Regions from separate parts of the Homo sapiens genome. Here region 2 is linked to region 1. A link is a contact called in ENCODE Hi-C data. All regions are on one chromosome and are shown on one strand. The core of a region is the stretch at or near the end of the contact, and the rest is flanking DNA. Distances in the headings are between cores, read along the strand shown. Region 1 overlaps TGFBR3 (transforming growth factor beta receptor 3). Region 2 overlaps EVI5 (ecotropic viral integration site 5).

The links. A loop is a pair of places that touch in the nucleus more often than their neighbours do. Pooled maps may share reads with other maps.
Region 2: a pooled map shows a loop between it and region 1 (7-fold over the local background). The contact joins two enhancer-like sites. A Hi-C loop is called at or near these places in 2 of 37 single-sample maps with no recorded cell type and 7 of 50 pooled maps.

What each region holds. Positions count from the first base shown.
Region 1 is chr1:91,752,960-91,758,077 of GRCh38, reverse strand. All of the region lies in intron 4 of TGFBR3 (transforming growth factor beta receptor 3), which reads left to right. Among named protein-coding and RNA genes, the nearest start is that of TGFBR3, 130 kb to the left of the region's middle. RefSeq lists an enhancer at 4,642-5,118. Within about 2 kb of position 2,709, at least 11 of the 41 ENCODE cell types and tissues checked have a DNase peak (open chromatin) inside an H3K27ac peak, as active enhancers do.
Region 2 is chr1:92,582,444-92,587,561 of GRCh38, reverse strand. All of the region lies in intron 18 of EVI5 (ecotropic viral integration site 5), which reads left to right. It also overlaps the pseudogene LOC107985727. Among named protein-coding and RNA genes, the nearest start is that of GFI1, 98 kb to the right of the region's middle. RefSeq lists a silencer at 2,944-3,093. Within about 2 kb of position 3,006, at least 8 of the 41 ENCODE cell types and tissues checked have a DNase peak (open chromatin) inside an H3K27ac peak, as active enhancers do.

The DNA of each region.
Region 1 (5,118 bases), core at 1,460-3,959:
CTATTTGTAAATCATGTCCCTTTGAGTTTGCCAGAACATTCAAGTGTGCTAGTTGTGGAGAAATCGATGGGTTGTTTGGATGGAATTTTTTTGGTGTGATATCATGTCTGATGATGAGCAGCACTGCAACTTGGTAGTTGTAACTCACATTGTCTATTACGAGAGCTGCAGGCTAATGTCCTAACTGCGGTGCCTGAGGCCTTAAACCTCTCTTGCCCACAAGCATCCAAAACAAGTGGAGTCCCCAGTTAATAGTTTTCCTCTTGCCTCATGAATAAACTTTGCCCAGTTAATGTCTCTCAATCCAGATCTGTAGTTTCTTTCCCCTGTGTTTGAAGAGTACTTCTAAAAACTCAAAGGTTCTTGTTGAATAATGTAAGAATCCATAGTCAATACAATTATTATAATAAGTACATAAATGAATAAAAGGGAGAAAAGGAAAAGCTCATCTTTATAGTAAAATGCCAACTAGAAAATCTAGAAGGAGCAAAGGAGTTAGAAAATGATCATTTTGCAACCATCATAATAAAAGTTGACCAGGCAAGAATTATCAACAGATGCTAAATCTAGCAGAGATGGAGGGAGTTCAGGAAGTAGTATATTTAGATATTCTTAAAATATCTTTCATACAAATTACTTATTAATTACACATAAAAAATAGTGACTATATACCTTGGGGATATCCCATGATACCTTAACCAGGTGATTAAAATTCATATCAGCAATGTGGGGCAGATGGACGCTGTGTGCCTATAAATGAGAGAGAACACAGCATCACTTTTGTGGTATTTTTGCCAGAAATGCATATAACCTGAATCTAATCATGAAGAAACGCTGACAAAACCAAATTGAACGACATTCTATAAGATAACTGGCCTATAATCTTCAAAAGTATCAGTCATGAAAGACAGAGAAAGGCTGGGGAGCCATTCCAGATTAGAGGAGACAAAAAGACAAGACACATGTGATCCTGAGCTGGATCCTGTTGGGTAGGGAGTGGGGCAGCTGCTATAAAAGACATTAGGGGGACAGTGGATTGTATTTTATATAAATAAATTATAATTGAGCCTATAGATTAAAATATTATATCAATGTTATATTCCTTGAATTTGATAATTATGTTGTTTTTATGTAAGAGAATATCCTTAGGAAACATACTTAATACTCTTTAAGATTAAGGGCTAAAAGGTCAGATCATTCAGGAAAAAAACATGTTGTATAGAGAAGAATAAAGCAAATGTGGCAAGGTTTTAAAAACTGATGAATCTAGTTAAAAGGGTATAGTAGAGTCCTTTGTACTAGCAACTTTGCTGTAAATTTAAATTAATTTCAAAAGAAAACATTTAAACTCAAAAGGTACATTTACAAGGTGGGCATTACAATAACTTTATTGTAGCCTTTTCTGGGAATTGCAACTCTTATTCTATATTAAAAAGGCCAAAAATCAAAAATCAGTAATTATTTAGTTGTTATTACTAGCACATTTATTTAGCACTTAGGATATTTCAGGTCACTAAATGCTCTAATACTTTAATTCTCACGATAGCCTTCTACAGTACCATAGTGTAGATCCTTTCTTATAGATGAAGAACTAAGATTTAGAGAAGTTAAGTAGTGGGCCAAATCACATGGCTAGTTACTTGCAGAGTTGGTACTCAAACCTAGATGGGACCCATTCTACAAGCTGTTATGCTAAACTGTCTGCCTTCGTACTCATAATCACTGTCAGTCTCCTCTAATTAAAGTTACTTGTGATAGTAATACTAATGGCTCTGATCATAAAGTCATATGCACATTTAGCCCTCATACTGTAGAGCTATACTGTCCAATACTATAGGAAATAGCTGTGCGTGGCTACTTAAATTACAGTTCTTCAGTCCTGCTTAGCCACATTTCAGGTGCTTAGTAGCTATGTGAGGCTAGTGGCTACCACAGTGGGCAGGTTATGGAGGCATTATGAGCAAAGGCAGTGCATGTCCTGGTTTAGATCCAAGCAGTGACCTTGGGCAAATTAATTTCTCTAAGCCGGATTTTTCTCAGGCCCTGCATCATAGGGCTGTTATCTTGAGTAAGTGAGATCACATATAAAATGTTTATAGACATCACCTGCTGTTGCTGCTCTTATTTATTTCTAGTCACAGTAAAGAGCATGTGGGACGGGTGTTGAATTTGCATCTGTATTTATGAAATATCTAGTTTGGCTGGCCCCAGATCAAAAGGGGTTCTGTTTCTCTGGGCTATAGGTCCAGATGAAAGTGTGGGCTACGTATGTCATAGTTGTACTTATCGCTGCCTGGATTCTTTCTTCAGTCTGCCAGTTCATGGGTTTTGACGGAAAGTGTCTTACTCTTAGTTATTAATTTGCTTTAATTTTGCTTAAAATCTGTAAAAACTGCTTCTTGGTCATCAGTTTAGACACTAACAATGAAAGAAGGTGGCCGCTTTAGTAAACAATTGAACGTCAGCCCCATTTGGATCAATCCCATGTAAGGAGATTGCAGATCAAGTAATGAGCCTAAAATTACCAACACGTGGGAGGCAGCATCAGGAGAAGTCAAGGATTTAAATTCCAGGACACCTGAACTCTGCTTTGTTGTCCAGCAGGCTTCCTTTAGGGAAAACGGTTTTTTTCCCGTCTGCACATTTCTTCTTGGCCTGGAAGAGACGATGGAACATCTGTTGTTCATTCACGTTCTCACATCAGCAGACAACGAGTGATGCAAGTCCTTGCACAAGCTGGGCCACTCTCCTTGGGCAGGCTTTTCCCTTCCTCTCTGTGGCCTGAAATGAATTTTAGTTTCTCCTCATCTCCTTGATAGCCTTTGCCACAGAGGGTCTGGTGATCAATAGAAATCCAGTAGTGTGTTCTCTTTATCCATTTGTATAGTTAAGAGTTAAAGTTTGGGGATAAGATAACTAAATTATTTTATATAAAGTGTTCATCAAACACTTCAGAGGGCCCACGGGATCTCTGGAAATTCAGGCTTCACCGTTTTCATCACTGTCTTCTCCGAGGTTACCCAGGGAGCCTAAAGGAGCTGTGGAAAGCGAATGGGTCTCTTGACTCTCAGTCCACGATGCATGTATCCTTGCCTGTTTCCTGATATGCTGCTGGATGGTTTGCATTTCTGTCTCAGAGCTGTCTACTGTGTACGTAGAGTTACAGAACTTTTAACTGTTTTTTTTTAAATAGGGCAATGAGAAAAGTTCAAGTAATAGCATCTACTCATTTATCAGGGTGACCTTTTTATTTAAATGGACATGTCTGTGTTGTTATGACTGCCCAAATTAAAAAAGGAAAACTTTCATAATTAGTTAGGAGGGCCTTATGTTACCCAGGACATCGCAGCCACCCTTGAGGGTGACTGAAAACATACTTTAATACTAGTAATAAAGGCATCTGTCTTTTTCTGTCAAATCATTTCAGTCCTTCTCACCCCCTCACAGCACAGGCAAGAAGGGAACGTGTCAGGCAGGGAGAAAGTGGGATTTGGTTTTCTCTGCAGGTGCAGCTCCTTTATCTGGTTATTCTGGTTACCTAGGAAATATGAGTGGGATGAAGAGTGATGCTTTCAGGCTGAGTTTCAAGTAGTGAATCTTTGAGTGTGAGTCACACACACACGTGATGAAGTTGTAATAATCTTATAGTTTTCCTTTTGCAGGGTGTATGGGTGGCCCAGAGAACAATCAGAAATAAAAATCATCTTACCCTCTCAGTGTGCCATGTTGAAACTGCAAATAATCTCTTAGAAGGATCACATAAGCCTGTTTTTATTTATGCATTCATTTCTACACTGAAAAAAAAAGTAAGATAACTTAACTGGGTGATGATGCCTGAACCTTCAACCTGAATTTGCTAAAATGAGAGCCACAGTATGAAGTTGTCTTTAAGGACATACTACAATTTAAATACACGGTTTCTAGAGAAAAGACACAAATGGCCAAAAAACACATGAAAAGATGCTCAATATCATGAGTCATTAGGGACATGCTAATGAAAACCACAGTGAGATGCCACTTCACACTAGGATGGCTTTAATAAAAAAGGCGATAACAAGGGTTGTGAAAGCTGTAGGGAAATTGGAACACGCATACATTGCTGGTGGGAATGTAAAATGGTTCTGTGGAAAACTGAGCAAAACACATGTCCCCAAGAACTTGTCCACAAATGTCCAAAGCATCATTATTCACAGTAACCAAAAAGTGGAAACAACCCAAATGTCTACCAACAGATGAGTGGATGAAAACAGTGCTATATCCATATAATGGAATATTAGCCATAAAAAGGATTGAAGTTCTGATACATACCACAACATAGATGGGTCTTGAAAACATTATACTAAGTGAAAGAAGCCAGATGCTAATTGTCACAAGTTGTATGATTCCAATTTATATAAAATGTCCAGAATGGGCAAATCTATAGAAACAGAAAGTAGATTAGTAATTGCCAGGGGCTGATGGGAGGGGAAAATGGGGAATGACTACTAATGATACGAGATTTCTTTTGGGAGGTGACAAAAATGTTCTATAATTACATAGTGGTGAATATACCACACCTTGTGAATACACACAGAAACACTGAATTGTACAGTTTAAAAGGCTGAATATTATGGTATGTGGACTGTATTTCATAAAACTAGTAAAAACTTGCTGCAGCACTTTTTTTTTTTTTTTTTTTTTTTTTTTTGAGGACAGAGTCTCACTCCCTTACTCAGGCTGGAGTGCAGTGGTGCAAACATGCCTCACTGTAGCCTCAACCTTCTGGGCTCAAGCGATCCTCCTGCCTCAGCCTCCCGAGTAGCTGGGACTACAGGTGCATGCCAACATGACCAGCTGATTTTTTTTGGTATTTTTTGTAGAGATAGGGTTTTGCCATATTGTCCAGGCTAATCTCAAACTCCTGGTCTCAAGTGATGCACCCACTTTGGCCTCCCAAAGTGCTGGGTTTATAGGCGCGAGCCACAGTGCTGGGCAGGGACTAGGTTTTTAAATGTATCTTTTTACTTTATTCCATGTACCTGATTTTTTTTTCTTTTTTTCTTTTTTTTTTTGAGAGAGGGTCTGGCTCTGTAGCCCAAGCTAGAGTTCAGTGGCATGATCTCGGCTCACTGTAACCTC
Region 2 (5,118 bases), core at 1,757-4,256, 830 kb before region 1:
ATGGAGAGGAAGTGATAAAACCTTTACCATTAACTTAAAAATATTATATTTTTTAATTATGTGAAATTACCATGACATTACTAAATGATGGAATTTATCATAAAGCTTTGTGATTAGTTTGTACTTTCCAGTTTCCTGAGCTAACTTGTTAATAGTTTTTTTTTTTTTTTTTTGCCCCTGAAGCACAATCGTTTATGGCTTTCGTTTTGAGCAATTTACCTAAATATTAAAATATTTTTCATTTTTCTTTAAGGCATTTCTCAATTTTAAGCATTTTTAATTTGAAAAAATATCTTCTGTAATTGTATCTTGTCTTAATATTAATTGTCAGGAAAATACGTACATAGACTGCTTTACCTAGCTTGCTATCTAGTCATTAGGGATTGCGAGATTCTGTTTAAAAACTTTTTTCTGAAGTGTTCAGAGATTCTTTCGTGTCCAACTTCAGTACACAGTTAAATTTAAAGGGATGAAGTATCTAGAGGTTTTTAGGATATTGCTATATCTAGAATTGAAGAACATCATTTGGATCCCCCAAGATGAGCTCATAGTAAGATCTCAGTTAAGAATTAGGGGAGTTTGGACTCTTAAGTACCATAATATATATGCTCACTTGGTGTTATTAAAAATTAGTTTATGTACACTTAGTGCCCAGATTTTGGTTTTTAATACCATTCTCCAGTGAAGGGGACCAGGGCTTCTCACAGAAATGGCTGATTCTGTGCAGCACACCAGCATGGCACATGTATACATATGTAGCTAACCTGCACATTGTGCACATGTACCCTAAAACTTAAAGTATAATAATAATAAAATTAAAAAAAAAAAGAAATGGCTGATTCTAGGACGGGGACAGGAAATATAGAAGATAAGCCTGGAGCACCTTATAATGCCAATAAGTAAGGAAGTACTCAAAATGCACACACACACACACACACACACACACACACACACAGCCAAAAAAAAAAAAAAACCTACATTAATTGGAGTGTGTTGAAGGGACAGAGGAGCCAACTGAAAGAGTTCCCAATGACCAAAGGTAGAACAATTTGAGAAAAAAAAAATTTTGAAGTATTACATACTTGAAATACACAAGCCAAAGTATAATAACCCAAAGTAGATTATAACCCAAAGTATAAAATAAATATCCATGAGCCTATATTGATTTAAATGATGATTAAATTAATAAATGTGAGTTAAGAGACAAATATGCAGAAGAATTCTAAATAATTTTTGTAGATACTCCACCCTCAAGGAGGGGAAGTATAAATCTCCACTCCATAAGCATGGGCTGCACTTAGCAACTTCCCTCCAAAGGAAAAGTATGGGGGACAAAAAGAGTAACTTTACAGTGGAGAAACCTGACAAAGATTACCTAAGCCAGGTGATTAAGATTACCATCAACAGTCATAAATTACACTGATAGTACATACCCTTGATATCATGTGACATGATGAAAATGGCACTTTACCTCTCTGGTATTCCTCTTGATAACCCATAACCCTAGTCTTACCATGAGAAAACTATCAGACAGATTCCCCTTGTGGAGATCTTACAAAATACCTGAATAGTAATGACTCAAGGCTGACAAGATCATCAAAAACAAGCAAAGTCTAAGAAGCTGTCACAGCCAAAAGGAACCTAAGGAGACATTACAACTAAATGTAATGTGTCTTGGATAGAATTCTAGAAACAGGAAAAAAAAAAAACAGGTTAAAAAACAAAGGCAAAGGAAATCTGAATAAACTAAGGACTTTAGTAGTAATGTATCAATATTGGTTCATTAATTGTAACAAAGGTACCACACTAATATATTAATAATAGGGGAAACTGTGGGAGGGTATGTGGGAACTCTCTATCTTCTCAATTTTTCTGTAAATTTAAAACTTTTCTAAAAAGTATCTAATTTTTTTTAAAACTAGTTTGTGAGTCCATAGTTTTTAGGAGCCATTGGAATTATATCAAATTTTAAGTATTGGTCACAAAATTGATTTGTTTCCAATTAAATTATGATTTATGAGGAATATTTTCTACCTTTTAGACCTTGTGTGAATGCTGACTTGTTTTAAGAGAGGGAGAGTGTCTTGCTCTGTTGCCCAGGACAGAGTTCAGTGGTGCAATCACAGCGTACTACAGCTTTGAACTCCTGGGATCAAGCAGTTCTACCTAAGCCTCCCTAGTAGCTAGCAATACAGGCACACCCCACCATGCCCTGCTAATTTTTAAATTTTTTGTACAGATGGGGTCTTGCTATGTTGCTCAGGCTGATCTTGAGCTTCTGGCCTCAAATAATCCTGACTCAGCCCTGCAAAGCACTGGGCTGATTTTTTTTTTTTTTTGAGATGGAGTCTCACTCTGTCTCTTAGGCTAGAGTGCAATGGTGCAATCTCGGCTCACTGCAACCTCAGCCTTCTGGTTCAAGCAATTCTCCTGCCTCAGCCTCCTGAGTAGCTGGGATTACAGGTGACTGCTACCACACCTGGCTAATTTTTAAATTTTCAATAGAGATGGGGTTTCACCACGTTGGCCAAACTGGTCTCGAACACCTGACCTCAGGTGATCTGCTCACCTCGGCCTCCCAAAGTGCTGAGATTATGGGTGTGAGCCACCACACCCGGCCTTGGGCTGGTATTTTTAAACTGTGCCTTTAGCTAGTCCTGTGTATATGTATATTTCTCTTCTGAAATGGAATTAAATCAGTCTTAATACTGAAAAATACTAGCCAAATATTTGATTTCTTTTATCCCTTATATATTTTTCAGATTTCATTATTGGTTTTTAAAAGACATTTATGTGTACTTTTACTTTTTCTAATTACTAAGAAGAATATTCAAACCTTTGTCCATGACTTTAAATTACAGGAAACTGTTTCAAAAACTTATCAGTAGTACATGATATGAGTATGATTTGTTTTTAGAAGTTTCAAATGAGTCACCTTGAAGTCATGGAGAGGCTACCGCTTACCACATTTACCATTCTGATTAATTTTTCTTTTGGCAAAGTACAAATCAGTAATAACCTACTAAAGCCTAGTGGTTGCTATTGATATTTCAGTAAGGTGATGTTGATTAATCAGAGTGATTACTTACCAAGTGTTACAGATTTACTCAAATTATTGGGTTTTCTTCTACTATAGTAATTTCATATGCAGTAATAATTTGCTTAAGACATTTTGCTTCATATGTGCGTTGAAAATATCAATGTAGAACTTAAAATTTGTATCCATGCTGCAAGTTAATGTGGTTGCCTCTGTGACCGTTGAACATAGTTTCATAATAAAGCCTGGAAAAAAAAAAGCATTATTTAACCTTTTAAACAATCAAGAGATTGCTTTTTAAATTGTCTCTAAAAAGGTTTGATTTTTTACGAAAGAGAGAGCACTTGAATATATCTTTATGTACCACCGTGTCTCTTTTTGTTAGATTTTTCATCTGTGGGTATAATATAAAATATTCTTAAAATGAAAGCTTTACGCTTGTGTTTGAGACTAAGCAACTTGCATTGTGTCATGACCCTTCTAATACCACAAACCTTCTGTAATACTACTCCCGGAGAAAAACCCACATCCTATGCATAACCTTAGATTTATTTTGAAATCTCTATGAAAAAGAACAGAGAGAGATTACTAATTGTTTCTGTTACTTCCTTTAGAGGTATGATACCTATTTGTAACCCATGTTGTAAATGTTAATAGCCAGGAGTAAAATGTTAAAATATATTAAGTAGTGGTTTCCTATCCTAAAGTTAATATGTGAAAATTTAATAACTAATTATAAGTTTCAGTTTGTTATATTAGATATCTGGAAAGAATGTAAAAAAAAAAAAAAAGAGAGAGAGAGAGAAGGCATTGGTACTTCCAGTAGCTTATACTTCTAATACCATTGGCCAGTACAATACTAGAAAATAATTGCAAATTTAAATAAGCCATCTTTTTAAAAATTTTATTCCTATTCTGATTTTTTCCTTCTATTTTAGATTTCTTTGTATTCTTTATGTAACTGATGAAGGTGGATGAAAAATCTAATTTTTTTTTTTTTTTTTTTTTTTTTTTGAGACAGAGCCTCACTCTGTCGCCCAGGCTGGAGCACAGTAGCGTGATCTCGGCTTACCGCAACCTCCGCCTCCCAGGTTCAAGCGATTCTCCTGCCTCAGCCTCTCAAGTAGCTGGGATTACAGGCACGTGCCACCATGCCCAGCTAATTTTTTGTATTTTTAGTAGAGATGGAGTTTCACCATGTTGGCCAGGCTGGTCTCAAAACTTCTGACCTCAAGTGATCCACCCACCTCAGCCTCCCAGAGTGCTGGGATTACAGGCATGAGCCACCGCGCCTGACCCCAAGGTTATTTTTAATATTTAGAAAAAATAGTAACTACCCATCAGTAGGAGAATGGTTACACTATAGTATATTTATACTCTGGAATATTCTGCGTCTTTCAGAAAGAATAAAGATCTACAAGACATACTAGGTGAAAAAAGCAAATTATAAGCAGAATATATATTCCCATTTGTATGTATTAAAAAGCATTTGTGAGTATATGTATTGTATTTATATATATTAAGTACATGTGCATGTTAATATGTATATATGTTACATGCATATGTACTTAAATGCATTGAAATTGGCTGCAGTGATCCTGTCAAAACTGTTGAAATATTCCTTCAGGAGATAGTAAAGGGCTTGGTGCAAAAGAGTAGAGGATATGAGTTCACTTTTTATTCTTTATGAATTTATATGATTATCATTATAATATTTTATGTATATTTAAATGACATTTAAAGTAACTGTTGCTAGAAAGGAAATAAGAACTAGAACTTCCAGATAATTATAGGGAAAAAGTAACAAAGGAAACTTGGGCTACCAAGCAAAAGGGCCACCTTTTTTTCTGGCCTTAAAGTCCCTGAGTGTTGTCTGGCTCCTGCCCATTTCTCTGACCCATTTTAAATGGCATTCTCCTTCACCAGTTAGTTCTAGCAACTACTCACCTCCTTTTTTTTTCTTGAATCAAGCTCTTTCATTCCTACATTAAGGCTTTTGCTTGTGCTCTTTTTTATGATTGCAATTCTGTGCTCCCTAATCTTCCCATGACTGATACCTTCTCATCATTTAAATCTCAGCC